Linked DNA regions of Homo sapiens: region 1 is linked to region 2. The links are chromatin loops, found by intact Hi-C in ENCODE. Cell type or tissue: Caco-2. All regions are shown on one strand. Links, peaks and the distances in the headings refer to the core of each region. The heading gives the core; the rest is flanking DNA.

Evidence for each region. A loop is a pair of places that touch in the nucleus more often than their neighbours do. Peaks named below come from ENCODE experiments on the same cell type or tissue, not always from the same donor. Only the 100,000 strongest peaks of a DNase experiment are listed, where the experiment ranks them.
Region 1: it touches region 2 in a loop (6-fold over the local background); 13 of 110 quality-filtered maps call a loop at or near these places.

Annotation. Positions count from the first base shown.
Region 1 is chr7:87,322,658-87,338,824 of GRCh38, reverse strand. TP53TG1 (TP53 target 1) reads left to right here. Exons shown (of 3, transcript NR_015381.1): 3 at 13,381-13,478. Among named protein-coding and RNA genes, the nearest start is that of TP53TG1, 15 kb to the left of the region's middle. RefSeq lists an enhancer at 7,846-9,045. In Caco-2, for the core only: no CTCF peak of the experiment used is centred there; a DNase peak (open chromatin) is centred at 7,644.
Region 2 is chr7:87,412,445-87,421,852 of GRCh38, reverse strand. It overlaps ABCB4 (ATP binding cassette subfamily B member 4), which reads left to right. Exons shown (of 28, transcript NM_000443.4): 19 at 1,778-1,855; 20 at 3,233-3,316; 21 at 4,338-4,541; 22 at 8,136-8,236. Among named protein-coding and RNA genes, the nearest start is that of ABCB4, 59 kb to the left of the region's middle. In Caco-2, for the core only: a CTCF peak has its summit at 4,981 (motif pointing right); a DNase peak (open chromatin) is centred at 4,952.

The DNA.
Region 1 (16,167 bases), core at 4,107-12,106, 86 kb after region 2:
TAATTGTATGTTTGTGAATATGTATATCCATATATCTAATGGACCTCAGGATATCATAAATTTCTGCATCCTGCCTTCAAAAGTGTTATGTGCCATTATCTCTATAAGAGGTCAATCATCAGAAGCCCAGTAATATTAAATGACTTATCAGGAATTATTTAAGCAGGAAGTGATGGAAGAGAGATCAGAACCAAGATTTATCTAACTACTAGTCTTGTACTTTTCCTGTTTAAATGCAAATGACAGGTGGAATTTGGGACTACCCTTTCCTCCAGCATTATAGATGTGTGCTGCTTACTTTAGGTTAAAACTAGCATTCCAGAACCTAAAGTGTGTAATCCAAGTTTGTGTGTTTGTGTGTCTACTGTCCTTAGTCAATTTAAACATTTTTATCTTTTTTTGTATACCGAAGAATGTCTTACAGAGTAAAATGCTTATATTAGACTCAGTAATAACACCTTAAAGAAAACTATAACAAAAAAACATTAGCAGTGGTTGCTTCTGGGTTATTGGGTAATATTTGTCTTCTCATTTACACTTTCGTATGTTTTTTCTTATTTTCTATAATGACTACTTCATAGTTTACCAAGTCATCAAAATTGATTTATTTATAAAAAGGATATTGATATTTCTGAGTTCATGCTTTTTTCTTTTCCTTTAAGTAAGGAAAAAGTTTTATTCAACAAAGCCAAATATATATATTTATGGTAAATATTTAACATTATATAGTGTTGCTTTTAAAAAAATTCTATCACAGACTCCTTTAATAATCTGTTGGAAGTTATGAAACCTTTCCTTAGAAAAATACAAATATATGTAAAGCCACAAAATGTTTTGAAGAATTTCTGGAGGTTCACAGACCCCTGAAGCTCATTCATTTAAACCTCCAGTATTGCTGAAAGGATGGGCTATGATTTTTATCAGAATACTTGGGATGTTTGTATTAAATGCAGATTTCCAGCATTGCCCCTGACTGCCTGAATTGGATGGGAGGAGTGGGGCCCAGGAATCTGCCCCCTTAATAAGATAGTCCTTCCCTACCCTCTAAGCAAATGGAATGCAAAGCAAGTGAGAAAATCTCAGGACCTACATGTCTAGAGAGCTCGTATTAAGAATCCTAAGTAAGAATAACACAAACTAAAATAATAGAGAATGTCCAGTGCCAGTCCTTGAAATTAGGATTCTGAGCAGGAGTTTGTTAGGTAGAGAATGGGAAAAGGGTGTGTCCAGCTGAGGAAAGGGCAGAGTTGAACAGGTGGAAGCATGGGCACAGTAGGAAGTATGGACTAATAACAAGTTGCCTGGGAACCAGAAATAATTAAATAAAGGCAGCTGGAAAGGTTCATGCTTAATCGCAGTCCTACAGGAATGGCATATAATAGTCATGAGGCCAAAAATAGTGATGCCAGACTCAGGTTTGTATTGTCTTGGGAAAATAATACTTAAAGCAGTCTCAGTAACATGTAGCTCTGTTAAGTTTCTCATTGTGAGAGTGGAATGGGATCCCATGGACAAGTATAGAAATAGTATTTACCTGGAGAAAAGATAGAGGCACTCATGAGAACTTTGGACTATTCCAGAATTATAAAATGTTAAAAATAGAAGAGACTTTATTTATTATCTCTTTCAACTTTCTCAATTAAAAAAGTAAAATTCTTTGGAGTTTATCAAATCTTGTTTATTACTATTTGAGTTGTTAATTCTGTAAAGTTGTTAATTCTGTAACAATACAGCCACCAAAAAGAACAAGATCATGTCCAAGATCATGTCCTTTGCAGGGACATGGATAGAGCTGGAGGCCATTATCCTTAGCAAACTAACACAGGAACAGAAAACCAAATACTGCATGTTCTCACTTATAAGTGGGAGCTAAATGATGAGAACATATGGACACATAGAGGGGAACAACACATACTGGGACCTTTTGGAGAATGGCGGGGGGTGGCAGGGGGAGGATCAGGAATAATAACTAATGATATTAGGCTTAATACCTGTGTGATGAAATAATCTCTACAACAAACCCACATGACACAAGTTTACCCATGTAACATACCTGAACATGTACCCCTGAACTTAAAATAAAAGCATAAAAAAGTTACTATAATGCATATTTCCTTATTTTATGGTTGAAATGGCAAATAATGATGTGATTTCCCTCCAGGTCACACACTGGCAGAGCTGAGTTTGGAAACAGTTTTATTACTTAATTGCTTCTTTTCAAAAACATTTTAGAGGCAGGGCCTTGCTCTGTCACCAGGCTAGAATGCAGTGGCACAAACATAGCTCACTGCAGCCTTGAACTTCTGGCTCAAGTGATCCTCTCACCTCAGCCTCTTGAGTAGCTAGGACTATAGGCATGTGCCACCATACCTAGTTAATTTAAAAAAAAATTGTAGAGACGTGGTCTACGTCATCCACACTGTTCTTGAATCCCTAGACTTAAGCAATCCTCCCACCTCAGCCTCCCAAGGAGCTGAGATTACTGGCATGAGCCACTATGTCTGGCTAGATTACTTCTTAAATTACACAATGCCCAACCCAGAACAGCAATAATTGTGTGTTTGTACATTGTACTATGTATCCATAAGCAATCTTTGTTCAGATGTATGACAGTGAGAATGAGCGTTGGGAAAGCTATAACAACAGGCGGAAGCCTAGTACCTGGCACCAGGAACCAGATAAACACCATGGTAGTGCTTTGGAACACCGAAATTTGGTAGCTCCTGAGGAAAAAAGGAGTAATAGTATACAGAACCATAAGTGTTTTCAGAAAATATGAAATCAATGAGTTGTATCATATTTGTGGTAAGTGAAACCTAGACTTTGGAAATGACATTCAGGCATTAGGAATATTAGTAGTTCTAGATAAATGTCACAAGCCCATAAGCAAGTGAAAGTTTTTGTCCTGGTTAAATACCCTAATATAGTACATTTTAATTTTCCTGTTTGTTCACCCATTCAACAATAATTACTGTTGCCATCATGGTACTAAGTGCAGGAAATAAATTAAGAGAATAAGACTGATATGCTTTCTAGTCTCATGGAACTCACAGGCTAGACAGGGAGATAGCCATTAAAAATTGAAATACACTAATTTAAAATCAAAATGTTTAACATGCTCTTCCATCTATTTCAAGGACACTTCCCACCATCTCCACCTGGCAACACTTATTTATCCTTCAGATCTCAGCTTATATATTATCTCTTTAGTCTTCCTTTACCACCAAATATAAATTAATATTTTATTTCACCTAACAAACATTTTTAAATGACTTTTACCCAAAAGAAAGGCAATAACCAATGCTGGCAAGGATGTGGAGAAAATGGAACTCTTGTACCTTGTTTGTGGGAATGTCAATTAGTACAGCCACAATGGAGAATAGTATGGAGGTTCCTCAAATTAAAAACAGAAATACCATATGATCCAGCAATCTCACTGCTAGGTATATACTCAAAAGAAAGGAAATCAGTATATCAAAGAGATGTCTGCATCCAATGTTTATTGCAGCACTATTCACAATAGCTAAGATTTGGAAGCAACTTAAATTGCTTCCTAAGTGCCCATCAACAGATGAATGGATTGAAAAATGTGGTACACAATGAAGTACTATTTAGCCATAAAAAAGAATAGGATCCCATCATCTGCAACAACACGGATGGAATTGGAATTGGAGGTCATTATGTTAAGGGAAATAAGCCTGGCACAGAAAGACAAACTTCCCATATTTTCACTTATTCATGGGAGCTGAAAATTATAACAGTTGAACTTATGGAGATAGAAAGTAGAAGGATGGTTATCAGAGGCAGGTAAGGGTAGTAGGGGTGAGGGAGTAGTGGGGATGGTTAATGGGTACAAACACAGATAGGATGAATAATATCTAGTATTTGATAACACAACAAGGTTACTACAGTCAACAAATAATATATCGTACATTAAAAAATAAGAGTATAATTGGAATGTTTGTAACACAAAAAAATGATAAATGCTTGAGGTGATGGATACCCCAGTTACCCCGATGTAATTTTTAGGCGTTGAATGCCTGTATCAAAATTTCTCATGTATGCTATAAATTATATGCACCTACCCACAAAAATTAAAAATAAAAAAATACGTACACAGTGGGAAAATATATATTTTCTAATGATATATAAAATAAGACAGGGGTCTCCAACCCCAAAGCCATGGACCAGTATCTGTCCATGGCCCATTAGGACCTTGGCCACACTGCAGGAGGTAAGCAGTGGAGCAAGTATTACTGCCTGAGCTCTGCCTCGTGGCAGAACAGTGGTTGTTTTAGATTCTTACAGGAGTGCAAACCCTATTGTGAACTGTGCATGCAAGGGGTCTAGGTTGTGCACTCCTTATGAGAGAGAATCTAATGCCTGATGATCTGAGGTGGAGCAGTTTCATCCTGAAACCATCCTCCCCAGCCCCGACCCATGGAAAAATTGTCTTCCACGAAACCAGTTCTTGGTTCCCACAAGGTTGAGGACCACTGAAATAAGGCTCTAATATCTAGAATATATGAAAAGAAACTCTTACAAATCAACAGCAAAAATACAAATAACCTGATTATAAAAATTGGCAAAGGACTTGAAAAGACATTTCTCTAAAGAAGATAGACAAATGTCCAACAAGCAGATGACAGATGAGCAATGTCATTTGTCACTAAGGGACTGCAAATCCAAACCACAATGAGATACTGCTTCATACCTAGGATGGGTATTAGAAAAAGTAAAGTAAGTGTTAGAGAGGATGGTCTAGTTATAGATGTGAAGAAATTGGAATCCTTATATATTGCTGGTGGGAAGTAAAATGGTGCAGCTTCTATGGAAAAAATGGGCAATTCCTCAAAATGTTAATGTAGAATGTATGGCCCAGCAATTCCACTCCTAGGTCTGTACACTCAAGGAATTCAACAGGCACTCATACAAATACTTGTACAGAAATATCCACTGCAGTACTAGTCACAATAGGCAACAGGTAGAAACAACCCAAATGACCATAAACAGATAGATAAACAAATTTTGGTATATCCATACAATGGAACATTATTGAGTCACAAAAGGGAGCAAAGTATTGATACATGCTACAACACGCATTTACCTTGTAAATAATACAATAAGTAAAAGAAGCCAAACTCAAAAAGTCACATTGTAAGATTCCATTTCTATGAAACATCTAAAGTAAGTAAATCCATAGGAACAGAAAACTGAGAGGAGGGTGGAATGGTGAGTGACTGCTAATGAGTATGCCGTTTCTTTCTGGATTAATTAAAATATTCCAGAATTAGATATTAGTGACTATTGGCCAAATTTGTGAATATATTTTTAAAACTACTGAATGTATAACCAAGAGGGTAAATGCTATGATGTGTAAATTATATCTTAATTTCATAATGAAAAAATATTAAATATAGGCATCTGCAAAATTTTTGTTTCTGTTTCTCACAACATTCTTATTTTTTAGTTTTAAAAATACAAGATAAAATAATTTCAAATTTAAACGGGCTAATTTCCAAACCCATATTTATAAACAATCTGAATTTATAGAAGGATGCAATTTCAACAGTAAATTTAATTTTATGGAAAAGAGAAAACTTTTAGGAGAATAAAAGGATGTTCAAAAAATAGAAAAAAAGCAGCCTACATATCTTAAAGAAAAAAGATAAGCCACATTTTACAGATTTTGAATCTGTAAAATACAGGTTTTGAATATTCTTGATTCGAGAGTTAACTAATTAATAAAAATTTTTTTGTTAATTTTTTTTGAGACAGTCTTGTTCTATTGCCCAGGCTCAAGTGCAGTGGCACCACATACCTCACTGTAGCCTCAAACTCCGTGGCCCCACCTGGGACCATACATATGCAAAACCACACACAGCTAATTTTATAAATTCATTTTTTTTTAAACTTGCTTGCAGGACAAAATAAAAATTTTAAAAATATATTTTTTGTAGAAACCAGGTTTCCCTATGTTGCCCAGGCTTGTCTCAAACTCCTGGGCCCAAGTGATCCTCCTGCCTCAGCTTCCCAGTGCTGGGATTACAGGTGTGAGCCACAGTGCCTGGCCTTAACAGAAATTTCTAAAACATCAAAAGATGCTTCTAAAACCAGTCATTCATGAGCAGTTTTGCTGAACCTTTAGAATCCATGTTGGAACAAATTTTCATTTCAAAAGGAAGTTTAAATATAGAAGCAGCCAAGTCATTTTACCAAATATTCGTCTGAAAGAGTATAGAAATCCTATTTCTAGGGAAGCAGAATACTGAACTTAAATAAACATTTGTGTTCCAAAGGGCAGTCATAACTTAATGATTCTCCTTAAATGATTAACAAGAACATTTAATTTAAAGTCAACCTGTTTACAACAGAGCCTTGAAATACATGGTTTTTTTTAACAGAACAGGGAAAAAATGTTCACATAAATACTAACCTGAGCTGCTATTACTGTCTGGCGATAGAACAGAATTCAAATGAGTTACCATTGGTAGCCTAGTGAATTATGTGAGAGAAAAAGTCCTCCCACATCTCCTGAAGAAGGGGAGCTTCAACAAACTTCACTAATTTGAATGAGAAAGACTAGAGAGATTTGTATCATTTATCTCCGTATATAACATTAATAGAAAAACACTAGCAACATATAGTCAGTTACTTGAAATAGCCTATTTCTGTAACCATCCAACAGGTTCTTTCTGCCCACCGCACAAACAAAATCAACTCACAGAGACCATGGCATTACAGTAAAGAAGGACTTTGATGCTGGCGATGCCACGTCAGAGACAGAGTTATTACTCAAATCAATCTCATTCAAGGCTTTTAGGTGAGGGCTTTTCAAAGGTAGTTTGGTGAGCAGGGGGCTAGGGTATAGGGAGTGCTGATTAGTTGGGTTGGAGATGAAATCATAGGGAGCAGAAGCTGTCCTTTTGCTCTGTGTCCCTTCTGAGTGGGGCCACAGGAGTAGTTGGCTGATCCAGGTGGAGCCACTTGTCGATAGACTTGCCAAAAATCCTGGAAAAAAAATCTCAAAAGGCCAAACTTAGGTTCTACAATAGTGATGTTCTCTGCAGGAATAATTGGGGAAGTTGCATATTTTGTGACCTCCAGAATAATGGCTGGTTTATGTCTACACCTTAGCAGAATTCAGGCACCTCTGTCCTCCTAGTCTGGTGTTCTCTCATTAGCTTTAAGGCAGTTGCATTTTGGAGAAGGGCTATTATCATTTAAACTATAAACTGAATGTCTCTCAAAGTTATCTTGACCTAAGCCCAGTAATAATTAAGGGCAGCTAAAAGTAAGTTGGGGGTTGGTTAAATCAGATCTCTTTCACTGCCATAATTTTCTCACTGCTATAATTTTTGCAAAAGTGGTTCATTTTGACTTTCATCTAATTATTGAGCCTTATATCATAAATATATTAAACATTAGTGATTTCTGACAGCATGATGATCATCAACATCTTGGTCCTCAAATATCAGTGAGACTAAATAATGCTTCAATCCTGTTGGTGTCACTGAGATTGAAGAAAGGAAGAAACCAGTCAGACAGGCAGTTAGGGGGGGTCCTTGGTTGAATTCTTTCACACAAAAGAACAGCCTGCAGGCTCAGATAAGGGAACTTACACAGGGGGGGCTTGCCTAAGACGTGCCCACAGCTGCACAGATAAGAAAGGCTAAACAGGTGACTTGCCCAGACAAGCCCACAATGGAAAATTCCATCCCCTAACACAGGCACAGTAAGGGGAACAAAGCAATATGGAGTAACTCAAGCTAAGGGCCCGCATGTGCACTAGGAGGACAGGGTGGAGCTACCAGAAATTCATGCCTTATGCAGATGAGATGTCCAGCTATCATCAGTTTCTTATAAAAGCCTTTGCATTCAACTGTAAAAACAGCAACCCTCTTCCAGGCCCCCTCTTGGTGGTGGAGAGCTTTCTTCTTTTGCTTATTAAACTTTTGCTCCAACCTCACCCTTTGTGTCCATGCTCGTTAATTCTCTTGATCCTGAGACAAAGAGTTCTGGGTGATACCTCACAGTGAGAGACTTCTACATTGTGGTGCATTGGCAAGACTAACATTTTGGTGCATTGGCTGGGAAAGGAAAGATCAGAAGAATGAGTAGGAGTGGACCTCCAACTCTACTTTCATTTCTGAGGCTTTTCACCCCATTTTAAAAAGTTAAACAAAACACTGGGCCCCTGTCAGCCAGTTAAAAGCTTTTAGAGTGGCTGCCAGCCTTACAAGACTCAGGGGACAGGCTTGCTTTAGAGGACTTTGTCAATCCCCGATTGCCCTCATGTGGTGGGAATGTTGGCTCTGTTCCAATCCAGTTTCCTTTCACAGAGGACCTAGCCATCTATGGGACTGGAAGTGAGAGACAGGACTAGCTGGATTTCCTAGGCCGACTAAGAATTCCTAAGTGTAGCTGGGGAAGGTGACCACACCCACCTTTAAACGTGGGTCTTGTAACTCAGCTCACACCCAACCAATCAGGTAGTAAAGAGAGCTCACTAAAATACCAATTAGGCTAAAAGCAGGAGGTAAAGAAATAATCAAATCATCTACCACCTGAGAGCATAGGGGAAAGGACAATGATCAGGATATAAACCCAGACATTCAAGCTGGATTGGGCAACCCCCTTTACATCCCCTCCCGTTGTATCAGAGCTCTCTCTGTTTTCACTCTATTAAATCTTGCAACTGCACATTCTTCTCGTCCGTGTTTGTTCCAGCTCAAGCTAAGCTATTGCTCACCGTCACAGGCTAGCCGCTGACTTCCACCCCTCTGGATCCAGCAGGGTGTCTGCTGCACTTCTGATCCAGTGAGACGCCCATTGCCACTCCCAACTGGGCTAGAGGCTCGCCATTGTTCCTGCACGGCTAAGTGCCCAGGTTTGTCCTAACACTAGTCGCTGGGTTCCATAGTTCTCTTCCGTGATCCATGGCTTCTAATAGAGCTATAACACTCACCACATGGCCCAAGGTTCCATTCTTTGGAATCTATGAGGCCAAGAACCCCAGGACAGAGAACAAAAGGCTTGCCACCATCTTGGGAGTGCCCCCCTCCATCTTGGGAGCGCCCCCCTCCATCTTGGGAGCTGCCCACCACCATCTTGGGAGCTCTAAGAACAAAGACCCCCCAAGTAACAGAAGGAGACCCTGGGGCAACTGAAGACATCTGGTTGGGGCTACACCTCGGTGTTACCTGAAGACCCCTGGATTAACTCTGGCCCCCAACAGCCCATCAGGGTATCGGCATCAGGACTTCCAGACTTTTCTATCGCATTTCCTTCCTTTCTTTTCATGGCTATCATATCTGCTATCCCTTCTTCGCATGCTGTGTTAAGGGACTTTTTAAAGCCTGGGGAGATAATCTTGTTGGGTAAAGTTAGCAAGTGCCTTAGTAACCAGGAATGTAACTCAAAAAAATTGCTGCTTCTGTGATTTCCTTGAGATGGGGGAATTTCAATATTTCAGTCTAGACTTTCACCTATTAAAGGCTTTCTTTTCCCCTAATAATAAGCATTCATGGCACTGTGTGGGAGGATATTTTACCCTGAGTGAATACCCTCCTCTCCATTTGGGTTGTTTTTTCTCAGTGTAAGAGCTCAGAACCGTCCAGTGAGTTTAAGCAGTTCCTTTATAAGACAAGTTAAGTTTTTCTTGCTAGGAGGCATATTATGGGGACAGCCTATTAAGCCCCAAACCTCTCTTTCTAACCTCTGCTTGGAAAGTCAGTTTTTCCCTAACATTTCAAACCCTACGGCACCACCTAGTGGGATGGGATTTTTCTCTGTGGGGAGCCTTGTCAGCCCTTTGCCCCGAAACTCTAGTTCCCTGATTCCTTTCCCTCTTACATCCCTCTCCCAGTAATCAGTCCCTATGGCCTATTTGTAATCAGAATAACTCCCCTTTCAGCAGCCAGGAGAAAGCTACTCTAGCAAGACAGATTTTAGCCTCAGTGCTAAAATCATCAGAGGGAGGATGGCCAGTCAATTCTTATGTTATTTTGAGGCATCTATTCTGCATCCAGCTATATTGGCATCTAAGTGAGAAAGGGATCTTATGTTTAGAAGTCAATTGGTCCCATTCTTTAGGAATTTATAACTTTGCCTGGGTGGTAGTAAGAGGATGTAAGGGATAGATTTAAGACACTCCCCCCTTTAAAGGGCCTTGCCCAAATTCAACTACCATACAGTCTCTTCTGAGCCCCTGGGGTACCCCCGGAGCCTTATGGGCCAACTGGATCTAGGAAATTAGCAGGGCAGAGAGCTAGGGTATCACACAGGTAAACATGGCTACTCCTGCTGACTAGCTCCTCCAGATCCATGGGTGAAGGTCATGCTTGCATCCATGCATGGCACCTATGATGGTTGCCAGGACCCAGAGGAGACAGGAGGGAAGAGGAGAATGGGGATGTCCTTTTTGTCTTTCTCGCCACTCTGGGTCACTCCGAAAGGAGGAAGGAGACTTCTTCTCCCCTCTTTCCTAGATAGGTAACAACCCATCTTCAAGCCTGCACTCCCCTTGAGTGCAGCCTGGATCTTCTTTAAACCTTAGACCCTACAGTTCACTCTGGGAAAGCCCCAACATCACTCACATATAGAGGCCTTCCAGGATTTATCCCAAGTATTTAAAGTCTCCTGGAAGGATGTGATGTACTCTTAAATCAAACCCTAACTGCTGCTGAGAAACAGGCAGCCCTACAGGTAGCAGAGAAATTCAGAGACAAACAGCTTGTCTCCTATAGCCAGTCAAAAAGGAAAGCCAGTCAAAAAGGGAAAGGTTGAGAAAGAGACAGAATCCCCATTCCTAGTAGGAAGAGAGGCAGTGTCTCTTAAACAACCTAATTGAGACCCCAGTGATACCTTAGATGAGTGCAAATTAAAACATTTTCAAATGTGCATATTAGAGGGCTTAGGGAGGACCAGAGCCAAGCCTCTTAATTACTCCAAACTTTCCATGATAGATCAATAACTAGATGAAAATCCCTTAGCCTTTTTGGAAAGGCTGAGAGAGTCTTTAGTGAAACACACCTCCCTGTCTCCTGATTCAATTGAGGGAAAAGGTAGAGAGAGGGGTATCTTAGAATGGAATGCAGGCTTGGGACTCCATAAGCTTGCAGTTCAATCTAGCCTGGTAAACTGGTCAGTTACAAGCTTTGCTGCAGGACTCCATCTTGTTTTACATTTTGACCTATAACCACATGGCAGTACTTTGTTTTAGACTCTGCCATTTTACAATGGCAGCCCAGGTTCAATCCTGGCTTGGGGAATGAATACTTGCAAGTTAATAGCTGTGTGACTTTTGCCATTTGCTCATTCTCTTCCCCTCCATGAACAACTTCTAGCTCCTTTCTTAAATCTTCCTTCTCTGAGTTTCCTTTAAAGGTTCTAGATTTTGTAAAAGTGTAACCACACAATGGGTTCACCCTGCCCGCTGCCTAGACAGAGCTGATTTATCAGGATGGGGAAATTGCAGTGGAGAGGGGGTGATTCATGTGGGACTGGCTGTGCAGGAGATGGAGTTCTGTTATTGCTTGGGTCTCTCTCCCTGAGAATTTGTGGAGCAGAGTTTTTGAGGATGGCTGGTTGATAGAGGGAGGCCAGTGAGCTGGGAGTGCTGATAGGTCAAATCAGAGATAAAATCACAGGGAGTTGAGGCTACCTTCTTGTGCTGAGTCAGTTCCTGGTTTGGGGTCACAAGATCAGATGAGCCAGTTTATCATTCTGAGTGGTGCCAGCTGATCCATCAAGTGCAGGGTCTGCAGAATATCTGAAATGCTGATCTTAGGAGCAGTTTAGGGAGGGTCAGAATCTGTGGCCTCTAGCTACATGACTCCTAACCCATAGTTTCTAATCTTGTGGCTGGTTTCTTGGTTCTACAAAAGCATTCTGGTCCCCCAGGCAAGAAGGAGGTTTGTTTTGGGAAAGGGCTATTATTGTTTTTGTTTTGGACTATAAACTATAAGTTCCTCCCAGAGTTGGTTCAGCCTATGCCCAGGAATGAACAAGGACAGCTGGGAGGCTAGACGCAAGATGGAGTTGGTTAGGTCAGATTTCTTTTACTATCTCAGTTACAATTTTGCAATGGTGGTTTCAAAAGCTGCTTACCACCCCTTTGAAAGTACCTTGTACACTCATGGTTAAATCATAACCTTAATTGAGGCTTCTTGATTTCACCTGTTAGGTTACTTTTGGTAAAGTTCAAAAACCAGAAATGTTAATTATTTGATGTGGCTAAAATTAGGTAACATGAGATTTAAAAGGATTTTCTTAAAGAGTGCTTAGCTTAATTAAAACTGGATATCCAATCTACAAGTATATGTACAAGGCCTTTATGTTTTTCTCTTCTTGGATCTTGTTTTTCTGGAACAGGTTTTTTTCTCAGTCAACTGAATTCTTTTTCTCCACTTTGTTTTGCCACTCTTAATGCATGCATGAGAGGCCCTAAGATAATTTCTGATGGCCTGGGACTCCTTGGGAAAAAAATGAAAAGGCACCACAGGTTCCATTTTGGGAGAAACCTCCATTTTCCTCATGAAACCGCAGGAATTAGAGGCAGGTAGATCCCTCTCAAAATCTGTTTTTGTCCTCCAGCATACCTGTTTATTAGACCCTAGAAACTGCATGCTTTCCTAGCCCTGCTCTTAAACAGCACCACCCAGAGGCCAATAATTCAATTAGGAGATTGATGAACAAAAATATCTGATAAATACTGGATCTGCTTCTGTTTGCTTGTGTAGTTATATATGTATTGTGTGTGATGCCTATAAAAAGAGCTCTAATTGATTGGCTTAAAGAAAAATAAGTGCTTAAATCAAATTTTTTAAAGGAAATATAAAAGCTGTAATGCCTTTTAGTTCACATAACTTTAATCTTTAAGAAATAAAAATAGTTTTAAAAATAATTGGTAAAATGCAGATGTCAAAATGTAAATAGGTGGCCTAAATCATGTAAGTCAGATACTAGGTTTGCTAAATGTTTCAAGGTTGTAAACTGCCTGCTTTACAAGTTGGTAAGGCCTGGGTACATACAAGATTAACCCCACCCCTAACTATGCTGGAAAAAGTCAGACCTTATCTGGGCCTAGTACATAATTAAAACAATGTACCAGTTTTACATTAAAGTTAAAAATTGCCAAGAGTTACCATTATAACATGTAAATGAGACTACGAAAAATAGATTTACATGAAAGGTGTGTAAGAACAGTAAAATGTGTTTGTGGTAAAAGATTGTAAAAAGATATAGAAATGTAAATCTTGCCTAGGGATAAAGGATTGTTTTAAAACCAATGTAAGAGTAAAATTTGGCTTTCTCTCCCTTGCACAAGATTTTCATGTAATAGTGAAGGATAATGAAAATTTTTTATTTGCCTTGCAGATAAACTGCCAGGGAGAAGAATGAGAAGACAGGAGACAAACTGTTTGGAAAGCTAAATCTTCCCTCTTAATGAATAAAGGTTTTTGCCTTGTCTTAAAGTTTCTGAGTCCTAATTTTGGCAAAATAAATAACTTATGGTAATCTGGAATTGTATTTTGTAATATTAAGTGTTTTGAACCTCTAACATTTACTTCCCAAAATCAAACTTCAGTTTCAAAATTGTCTCTCTTGACCCCTAGCTTTTGGATGCTACAGAAGGCCCCTGAAGCATCCAGAAGAGAGGTAAACAGGATTATTTAACATGTTTAGGTACATGGGATTGGCCAAATGGTGTTTAATGATCTTCAGGTTATATTTTAGTGAATAATATTAATATATTTTCCAAAATTGTATGGGATTTCTAAAATTCTAATGTCTGAGTATATGCTAGAAATCATAATTAAGGTTATTATGTTAAGTTATTGTAAAACACAGAAATAATAAAATTTGTCAGTCATGTTCTTGACTAACTACCTTGGACATTTCACCATTCAAAATCGTCTTGTTTTAATCCTCTTTAAAGGATGGTTTATAATCAGCTATAGGACTTTGACACATGCTCTCAAATGCAAGTTTCTGATAACTTTGGAGATTATGACATTGGAATAAAGGAAAAATGTACAGGACTCATGAAGAGCTAAAATATTCATGAATATCAAGCAAAACAAGAGTTAACAAAATGGACTTTTTAACCTTTTTGCTTAAAATGTTGCTGATCCTTATTTTGTTTTTCAGAGTCAAGGAAACTTATTTTAAGCTATTTATAGCCTCTAATAATTATGTAAGGTATACTTCTGTAAATAAAATTCAGAGCATATTTATTTGTTTCTCTCTGGTTCCTCTAGAACTTGGAAAGTATTTGTGAGTATTCTTAACTCATGGCAATATAATTATTTGCATCAGCACAATGAGAATCATTTTCTTTTACAAGAGGACACAATTGGAGAAACTGGTTGTTTTCTCAAGGTTTTGACTAAAGGCTGTGCTTCCCTTTAAGGAATCGAGCTTGACTTGCAGAGCCAATAAAAGCCCCTTGGGAAAACTGCCTCATACTTTGTCTACACAGCCCCCGAACAGGGTTCCTAACCTGTGGTGAGTAAAGAATATCACTTTCTACAGGCCCAGGAACACCATGTTCTTAGGACCTCAAGGAGAGAGGAATTCACCCAACTCATAGGTATTTGAGGGTACAAACCCATGGCTGGGCTCAGCTTTAAAAAGTTCTGAGATTCCTGTGGAACAGTTTCATCAAAGATAATATAAAAACCTATGTAAAAATAATTATTCTTGCTGTGCTTTGTACAAATAATCAGGCCAAGTATAAAACTAAAGTTGATTTTGCAAACAACTCAGTCCTATCATGATTTGTTTTTTTAACAAAAATGAGTAGAGACAGAAAAATTATGTTTCAAAACATATCATATGCTTGTCATTAATTCTAATCTCATTGATTGTTTTTAAGTTTTTGCCTACATTTTAAACTAATCCTGCTTATTCCTATAAGCCAACCAGCAATCTCTGGCTGCAGCTCAGAAAGTGCAAAAAGGGATGGGTGATGTACAAATCTGAATATTCTAGTTCTTGGCAATTATCCTACAAATCCTGTCAGGTGATGGGAGTAAATAGGGTACCCATAACCCAGAGGTTTCTTTGGGAAAATAAAACCAAGGAAGTTAACCAAAGCCAAGCCCCTTGCACTCAAATCTTAGTGGGCATAACTGTGGCCACCAGTTATCTGTACATGTCAGCAGCCTTGGGATTTTTAAGCTGTGCTTATCCCCTGCTTGTTTCCTCTAATAACCCAAATTGTTTCTTCTTGCCTAAAGACTATCAAACTCCAAATGGTAATGCAAATGAAACAATACATGGATATGCCTTTCTTCCAGGAATCCTTAGACCAGCCCCAGGAGAAACCCTAGCTGCTGTTCCCCATGCAGTGCCCCTTTCCAGTAGGAAGTAGCTAGAAGAATCATCACCCCATTCCCCCTAAGACCAGTTAGGGTCTCCACCCTTGAGGAGGGAAATAAGACAGGAGAAAGGAAGAAAGAGGTCAGGGAGGCAGTTAAAGTGGGTCATTGGTTGAATTCTTTCAAACAAAAGAACAGCCTGAAGGCACATATAAGGGAACTTGCACAGGGCGGCTTGCCTAAGACATGGCCACAGCCACACAGATAAGAAAGGCTTCACAGGTGACTTGTCCAGACATGCTCAGCAAAGTTCTGCCCCCCTCACACATACTTTGGGGAACAAAGCAATTTGGAGTACCTCAAGCTAAGGGCCCACATGTACACTAGGAGGACAGGGTGGAGCTAGCAGAAATTCATGCTTTATGCAGATGAAATGCCCAGCTATCCTCTTTTATAAAAGCTTTTGCATTCAACTGTAAAAATGGCAACTCTCTTCCAGGCCCCTTCTCAGTGGTGGAGAGCTTTCTTCTTTGCTTATTAAACTTTATTAAACTTTTGCTCCAACCTCACCCTTTGTGTCCATGCTTCTTAATTTTCTTAGTCCTGAGACAAAGAGCTCTGGGTGATACCTCAAAATGAGAGATTGCTACATTGTGGTGCACTGGCAAGACTGTAACATCCCTTAAAGGCAAAAAGAAAAAAAAATAAAGAAAAGAATGCAATTTTTCAAGAGAAGCAGTAAGAAAGAAGGATATGGAAGAGATGAAAATGAGTGGATGGAATGCCAGCAGCACTTTTCTTAAATGCCACTGAAGGGAAAATGCACAGAGAACCCCCACCT
Region 2 (9,408 bases), core at 1,076-9,075:
ATTCAACAGGTTGGGAACTGGGAAAGTACAGTCCAATAGCATTCTCTTTTCTGTTGTTACTCTTTATAGAATATCAAGTAACTTCTCTGATCTTTTCCTACTTAATTGATGAACTATTTGAAAGAACATAATATTTTGCATTCTAACGTTGTAGACCTGGCCAAAATAAACTAGTCAAACTCTCTAATTGTACTTTTCTACCCAGTTAGACTTCTCTGTAATTTCTTTTGTCTCTTTAACCCAGTGGGCACCACATAGGCCTTTCGAATATAATACAATCCATCAAGTCAGCAAAATAGTGTTTCCTAGTCATGCCAGCATGCTTCTCTTTTATTATTGTTGAACCAATGGCAAAGTAAACCAAGTTTTTTATTTAGAAATCATTGCCCTACTAGACACAACTCAATGATTTGATCCAGCCCCAGTCCCTGGCATGCTAGGGAGTGCAGCTAGAAAATGTGTTTCAGGGGCCGCAGGAACAGTGGGCTGATGCATAGAACCTGTAGCAATCCGCCAGCAAATGGAGGGGGAGGGCAGTCTGGTCCTGGACAAGGAACACCTGGGGCCGATTCACTGGGTGCACTGATCATCTATCCCCCTGGCTTAGTAAACAGTTCTGATGTGCACTCCCCCGTGTGCCCTCGGCACGGCTACCCCAACACTCACACTGTGGCTGGAGACTCACACGTCCCAGAAGTAAGCCCACTTCTGGATATCTGGACTCCTCTCCAGTTTGGATGTGGTAATTAGAAAGTAGGAAATTGTCCCAAAGAGGCTGGGGAAGGAAGAGTACCCTGATTGTTCCCCAATCTGAGTGCAGGTGGAGCTGTGACCAGGAACCAGCATACTCATTTGGATCTTGTTTCTAAGGTCATCCTTCCTTTACACTGCATGAGCCAAAATGAATTCGTGTGTAGGACTTTGTTACTTCTGTATTTAACTGGTTTATTGGAAGTAGTAGGAACACACTGAATTTTGTAGTTAAACACAGTATCTTTGTCACTGAGATGTTGTCCTTCAAAGTTTTGAAAAATAAACCTATTTAGAATGGTTTAGAAGCCAGAACTGGACACCTTTAAGATTTTTGGCCTTTGATTGTAATGCATACTGATGATTTTGCAGTACATGAATTTGACGTGGGGGCTTTGAATTCGTATTTGGTCCTGGACTTTTGTTATTTAAATAGTTAACATACAAATAATGTAAAATCAATGTGAATATAGGCACCTGTGTCAGAATACTAGCAACTGTTACCCACACAACGGGCAGGTTTGGTCACTTGGTGGGTTTCAACCCAATGACCACATCAAGGAGGATTTAGCAAAGGAATTTTATAACTTGTCACAAGTGAGAAGCTCACAGAGCTTAGTTCCCAAAGCAGTATCTCCCCAAGCTGGAGGCTGGGTCAGGTTTTATAAGCGTATGGTAATGAAGTGTGATCTGATTGGATCTTGCAATGAAGTGATGCCGGGAAGCACCATCTGACTGGATCCTGCCATGGGGTGGTGTCAGAGCTCAATCTGATTGAATCCTGCATCCTGCCATGTGGTGTCTGCTTCTTAATTCAGTCCCTGATTCTTGTTTCGGAGCACTTAGGTTCCTGCTATGGTTGCATGCTTGATTCATCTGGGGCTGCTCAGGTTATTAACATGACTTGAGGATCCGTGGCAACTGTAAAACAACTCATAACTTTGCTACATAAAAGTTGAACATGATTGGTCTGGTGCAATTACATACATAAAGATCAAAAGAGACCATAGCCTTTTTTCTCAACCAGGGTTTCACGTTTGGGAAAGCTGGCGAGATCCTCACCAGAAGACTGCGGTCAATGGCTTTTAAAGCAATGCTAAGACAGGTAGGAGTGTGCGCTGGAGAATGCCTTCTGATCTTTCACATTTCTTCCATATTAAGCTTCTTACTGTTCTTATTGTTATGTCGATATGCATGTTTTCCCCCCAGGGTATTCACGCAAGGATGGGGCAGAGTCCTGCAAATTGTCCTGGTCCTTCAAGAGCTAAAGACTTCTCATGTTTTTTTTGTTTTTTTTTTGTTTTTGTTTTTTTTCATAGAAATAGGCTTTATTTGGGTAGCTTTGGCTTATTCTGTAAATATCTCTCTCCATGTAGACACTATCATTTCGAAGACCTGTATCTCTTTTCTGGATCCTGTGCAGGCCCTGGTGAGTCCATTGAGACTCCAGGATGTCTTTAAACCAAGAAAAACCTAGTTGATAGCATTTAATCTCATGTACCACAATCTACCATACTAACTGTAGGTATCCTCAAATGTTAATAATTGAGTTTTGTTTATTTCTTATTTGAGGTCTATTTTCACATTAATTCACTTGTTTGTTTATTCAAACATTACTTATCATGTACCAGACACTGTGCTGGTGGCTGGTACTGTATAATCCATTATTTGCTCTCCTCGTAAGTTCACATTCTAGTGCCTGACATAGGAAAATATGCAAACATGAATTATCTATTTTTATAGAAAATGCCTAAGAGAGGGCCAGAATATTATCCATTCAATTGACAGGAACTGATTACATTTCTGTTCACAAATGGGCACATAGTAGGTAGTATATTCTGATTAAATCTGTCTACAAATCCTATTTCAGTATCTCCTAAACTCTTGCTATGCAGGAAAAATTATTTTATGTGAAGGTAAAAGATGCCATGGATGAGTAGCTTACAATTAAAATTAAGTCTCAGACATGCTTCTTTTTTTATCCCTGTGGCTAACTGGAGATCAGACACACTTTCAATCAGTGTTTAACAAAAAATCAAACAAAAGCTTGGTGAGAAACCAGTGCTTATTTTCTCCTGCCTAGAATCTATCAGAACAACATGTCCAAGACAGCTCCACCACCCTTTATGAGAGACAACACCATATCAGGGCAGAAGTGTCCATAGTGAAAGACCTGATGATTGGGTGAATGGAATGCCTACCAGCCTCCCAGCCTTGGGAGGAGCTGGCAAGGAGCATGGCAGCCATCTGGGTGAGCCCTGCCCCCCTAGACCAGAGATGCCCTCCCTGCTACCACAGAGCAGTCAGGAAGCTGGGTTCTGCTAGATTCTGGGGGTGTGTGCTCAGAGCAAGGCCAGGGACTCTACACTGCATATGAGGTCTCCCCTAAATTTCCTCAGCATTGGAGCTTTGGGAGGCTTTGTCTGGTTTTCTTTGCTTGTTTTAATTTTGAACTAACATAAACGTGTATTTTATGCCATAGGACATGAGCTGGTTTGATGACCATAAAAACAGTACTGGTGCACTTTCTACAAGACTTGCCACAGATGCTGCCCAAGTCCAAGGAGTAGGTAGACTGCACTCTACTTGTAGTTTTTTACATAACATGGTTTTAGATAAGCATGTAGCATACCCACACTTGTTAAGATGCTTCCAGCTAGAAATAGCAGAAAGCTCAAATCAAAACTGCTGTAAACAATAAGCAGAAGATTAAACTTCAAGGTTGATTGACCCACTGCCCCCTCCAGATTTAATCCAGAATCCAGGTTCCCTCATTGGCTTTGGCTTTATCCCAAGGCTGATTCCCTGCAGTCACAGGATGGCTGCTAATAGTAATTAGAACTACAGGCTTCCTTATTTCCCATCCAGTGAAAGAGAGCACACACCTCTACCTCAACCACCAAACAAAAACCCTTTGCTGAAATCTAATTTGGGCTAATTTGGGTCACATGCCCCACCCTGAACCACTGTCTCCAGGGGATGGTGGTGTTCTGAGTGGCCTACGTCCCCCACCCCTTTAGCTGAGGTGGGTTACTTTGCAGCTCACTGCTTCCACACAACAGGAGAAGGAGGAATGGATGCAGAGAGCTGACTGCAATGTTGCTACAGCCACCTTTGTTTTCTGAGTGGTACAACACTAATTCATCCTTATATGTGCTTTGTGGTGGATGTCTCTTAGGACACGTACCCTTTGTAACAACAGATGGTCTCTTTCCCTTTTACACTTTTGAATTAAATGGTCTTTAAAATTACCCAGGTACATTGGAGTTAGTTTCCTCTTTGAACATTGCATCTATGAAAAAATACATGCACCCCCAGTGCCCATCCACAAAGCAGAGAAGTTGATTACTTGGTTCTAGAATGTTGGTTCAGGTGGGCAGGAGAGGAATGAGAGTGTAAAGGCACAATGAAGAAATGTCTGCAGAGCCTCATGAGTTAAGCACAGGTGTTGTGGGTTTATTGTAATGAAAGTAAGCCAATGTAGCTCAGGCATAGAACCCACTCATCATTCTGACCAAGAGGCTAAGGCTGGAGCGCATGCATTTGGAGCTTAAAACTACAGTTGCTTTGTGCTTTTTCTCTCCCAGGCCACAGGAACCAGGTTGGCTTTAATTGCACAGAATATAGCTAACCTTGGAACTGGTATTATCATATCATTTATCTACGGTTGGCAGTTAACCCTATTGCTATTAGCAGTTGTTCCAATTATTGCTGTGTCAGGAATTGTTGAAATGAAATTGTTGGCTGGAAATGCCAAAAGAGATAAAAAAGAACTGGAAGCTGCTGGAAAGGTAGGTCAAATAAGATTTCAATTGGTGTTAAGTGTTGTTTTTAGACATGTGTTTTATTTGAATTATTTATCATGATATGCAGGCTTTAATAATTAAATGTTTGTGCCCACTACAACTAATAATTGTCAATTGTGTATGAAATATTTTACTGTATTAATGTCTAGAACTTAAATATAAGGTGATTAACATAAAACGTTGAGCCTATAGAAAGCACTTAACATAGTTATGATAAAGAACTTCTGAATATTCAAAGTGCATTTCATTTTACTTCATGTCCAAATGCTACTGTTTGGACAAATGTCATCCCTGTTTCACAAACCTTCATGCAGAAGACTGTAAGTGAATTGTTCAGGGTCGGACATGTGCTGGCATTTAAGAGATCCTCTTCTTTTTGGCTGTGATTTCTATAATTAAGATGGCAGCCACCAGATGGCAGTAATGCCTCAATTTTGTGGTTCTCACTATAATGGCAATTGGGCTTAACATTTACTTGAGCCTTACTACGTGCCAGTTATTGTGCTACATATTTATATGCACCAATTTATTACATCTTCACAATAATCCTATAAGGCAGGCACTATTGTTATCCCAATTTCAGAAATACAGAACCTGAGATTCAAACAGAAGTTAGAGATTTGGCTGGGATTTAAGTTCAGGTCTAGTTTCAAAGCTCTTACCTCTACTATATGGTCTCTTTATATGTGTTTAAGTGTCTAAATCTACACATAAACATTTTATTTACAAGTACATGCACTGAAATGTTCACATGTAGATTATAACCATGAACATTCTTAGTCTTATTTATGTAATTATTATCCTTTATTGAAACATGAGGAAGTGAAGCAGATAATAAATATAAATTGTGATATAGGTTTTATAGCATTGCACTTTACAAAGCCCTTTTACAAGCATTACTGCAACTGACCTTAACTAGTTATGAGAAGTGGAACAGACAGTATCTCTATAGGGAAGAAGGCGTCAGAGACTGGGTGAGTGACTAGCTTCAGAGGCACCATATTAAGAGGGAAGATTAACATTCGGACTAACCATGTTTCCACTAAACCAATTATGTCTGGTGAAATCCTTTCTTGTCCTCTTGTAATCAGCATCAGCTGCCGCTGCATGCAGCGTTAGGTATAATAGTATCTCCAGGTTTCCATCAGAATTCACTCTCCTCATTTTCACGCTGCATCCTCTCCAAGACTTGGAGCTTGCTAGGACAATATGTGGTTCCCAGGACTTGGGAACCCCTGGGTGTCTAGAGTTCTTGAAGATTCTCTTGGCTGCTGGCTGTGGGTACTTTAGGGCATCATTTCCTTGACTTCTGAGTGTCTCAACTAACTGCTGAAGAAACACTGTGTAGCTCTGTTTCCTCCCCTGCCCCTCAATCCTGCTTCTTTCCACATTTCATATGGGAGAATGGTCAGTTGGATGGAATGAAAATAAACTTTTCTTAGACAAGTTACATGATAGAAAACATCTTGAATCTAGTTAATAGTCTTAGCTCCATTAATTGTTAGAATTTTGTCAGAGTAGAGCAGGTAGAATTGAGCAGTATTGAAACAAAACAAAATCTTGGGTTATTAGCTTTGGTCTTGCTATTCACAGTGTGTGAGGCTGGAGAAGATCCCCAACTTCTCTAGTCCTCATGTCCTACCTTAGTAAAATGAGAAATTGTACCAGATACTGCCCCAAGTTCCTTCCAGCTAAAACCCTGTTATTCTAAGCATCAGAGATTGAATAACTCAGACTGGCCAGTTTAAATTTTTTTAGTAGCTACTTTAACCTAATAGGGTTATGAAATATGAAAGATTAAATATGAAATATGAAAGATTTTAAATATGAAAGATTAAAAATGTTTTAAATGTTAATATCAGCAGTTCAATCATAGTTTAATATTGTTTACTCAGTCAGCACTTGCTTAAGAGTCGGAAAGAAGGTTCTAGAAAAACCCCAAATCACTATTTAAAAAGAAACACTCTCATTTACCTGGGTACAGTTTCATCATCATTAAAGTACAACAGGGTTTGAGGTATTCCCATCCCAATTTTCCAAAAAGGGCTTGGTAGTGAGGGTGTTGGTTACTGGGCAGGGAGTGGGGAGGGAAGACTGCCTCATAACCATCTTGACCCAGGGCTTGTCTGGTCACTGAGATTAAGGGCCCTCTGTGCCACAGCTAACCCGTAAGGGAGTTGATCCATGACTAGAATGTCAAGAGGAGTGTCAAGTCATTACTGGTTTCTCCTTGTGTAAATTACACAGCAGGGGTAGCAGAATAGCATTATGGCTTAGGAACATGGACTCCACATCAGATAGTCTCAGTTGGAATTCTTGCTTTGCTACTTATTAACTTTAGAACTTAAGGCAATTCAGTTAACTTCTCTGTGCCTCGGTTCTCTCATCTGTGTAAATAGGAATACTATTTCCCTTTCAAGGTTGTGAGGCTAAATGAGATCATATTGGTGAATGAGGTAATACTTGGACATAGTAAAAGCTCAGTAATTTTTCTCTATTCTTGTAATTGCTATCTGTTATATCTTTATTACAAATGAAAAATCTATGGTTATTCAGTCTCAAGCATCACATATCTTCCTTTCAGCTCATTGCAGAAGCTAAGAACTGAGGTAAAAAAAAAAGTCTTAAAGCTGTTAAAAACCTAAAATTAAGATCTTATGCTCCATGTGCTGTTGGTTTAGATGACTCAACTACAGAACTAAGATTTAGACTAAATAGCTAAGTCACAGACAATCAACATTTGTCAAGGGTGGTTTGGCTGTAAGAATCAGAGAACTGCTCTGGCTGGTTTGGGTAAAAGCGATTTGATATAAGGACACTCCAAAGTGCAAGAAATACAGGCAGTTTGTGTGTAACTGGCTCTTACAGCCACAGGCTCTAATATCTGAGTCTTCCTATACATCTATTCCATTCCTCGGATGCTGTATATTCAGACCAGCTTCTTACACATACCCAATGTGACATCAGCCTCTGAAGCCCCAGGGCCTCACGGTTCAAACTTGTGTCCAGGGCCAGGAAACCAAATCTGATTGACCCAGATTAGTCAGATGTCTGACTCTGATTTAATCACGGATTTAAAGCATGCTCATGTTGTTGACAATTGGGATCTCCTTCCCATTGTGGGTGGACAGCTTTTATAAGAAGTTATACTCAGGGAGGAAATAATTGGCAGCTCCAATAGGCCCTTAGAAATCACAGCCTAATCCTTTCTTTTAGGACTCTGCCTTGTGAAGAAAGCCAGGCCACAAAGGGGTTGTGACTAAGGCCAGTCATGTAACTGCCTGGTGGCAGGCTGGGAATAGAACCAGGCCCTTGGTTCCCAGGCCACAGTTCTTGCCCTTAGCTGATCAGCCTTCCTGAGCATACAAAGACTTGCCTACCATACTTAGCACAGCCAGAAGTACCAGTTTTGTCATAAAGCTAGTCTTGAACAGATTATGCCTTTGGTTTTTAATTTAAAGGAAATTAAAGCCTATCAACGTAACCTTCAGGATACTTTTGACAGAGCCCTAGGGCTTATTTTTCATTATTTCAGAAGTGAAAACACCACTTCTAATGAAGGTCTATTCTGTGTTACAGATTGCAACAGAGGCAATAGAAAATATTAGGACAGTTGTGTCTTTGACCCAGGAAAGAAAATTTGAATCAATGTATGTTGAAAAATTGTATGGACCTTACAGGTAATGAACCATATGATTCCTGCTAAGAACCTAGTGCTTTCCTAAGGCTGAATTATTGTCCCAAAAAGATAATAAAAGCTCTGCTGCTCCAAACAATGATATGACTATAAGGGTGGCCTTTTTTCAACAATTCTGTCACTGAAAATAAGTAGCTTTTTGATGTGACTAGGACACAGAATTATATTTTTTACATCTTATGCAAACAACAAGAATAGGTCTCCAAGACGTAAAAGATATAGAGAATTGCACAGTCTTTGGTTATCAGTGCAGGCAACATAAATAACCTATCTGGGTGACTTAAGACAAACATTCCTTTAAGGAATTGCTCAAACCTTTCTTTGCAGTGTGTAGACTGAACCAAAAGTGAGACTTGCTATTGGGTATGTTCCAGAGGAAAGTATTTCATTTGTTCTCTGAATGAGGACCAGATCCAACCTACTCTGAAGATAAAGAAACACAGACTATTTCAGTGGTTTATAGTTGAGCAATTCAAGAAACTCCTAATGGCACCATTTGCCACTCATTTCCACTGCAGCCTGATTTTATAAATGAGTATGTTTTAACACAAAGTTGAACACAACTTAGATTACAATTTTGCAGACTGGAACAGTAGTTTTGAACACTTGCAAATTTGAACAGATATCTTTGAAAGTCTCAATTTATGCCATCTCCTCAGTTATGCACACTTCATATGATACTAAATAACATGCAGCTACACCTTTGTGTCCATTTGTTGTTTGACATAAAACATGTATGCACCATTAATGATGACCTGTTTTTAACTTCAAGGAGGGTTAAGGAAGAATAGAAAGGTGAAGCTAATTATGAACTTGGTTATAATTTAAAGATTCAATAGCTTCACAGAATGCTCAAGTTTTGTAACACCATGTTCACAGCACATAAGTTAAACCATCCAAATTAGTAATACTTTGAATTTTTCCTTTTGCCAAAAACACCCTCATATTTGAGAGTAACTCAATTATAGTTCTTTTGGAGGATTCAGAAGCCAATAAAGTATAGCATGAAGTCAAATTAGAAACTGTACAAAATAAATTATATACAGGGGCGGCTGGCAGGATCTAGCTTGGGAAAGGACTTCTGGTGTATATCTATGTAAACTTCAGGGACTCAACTTTTGTGAATCTGAAACATGAATTTTAACCTAACAGAGT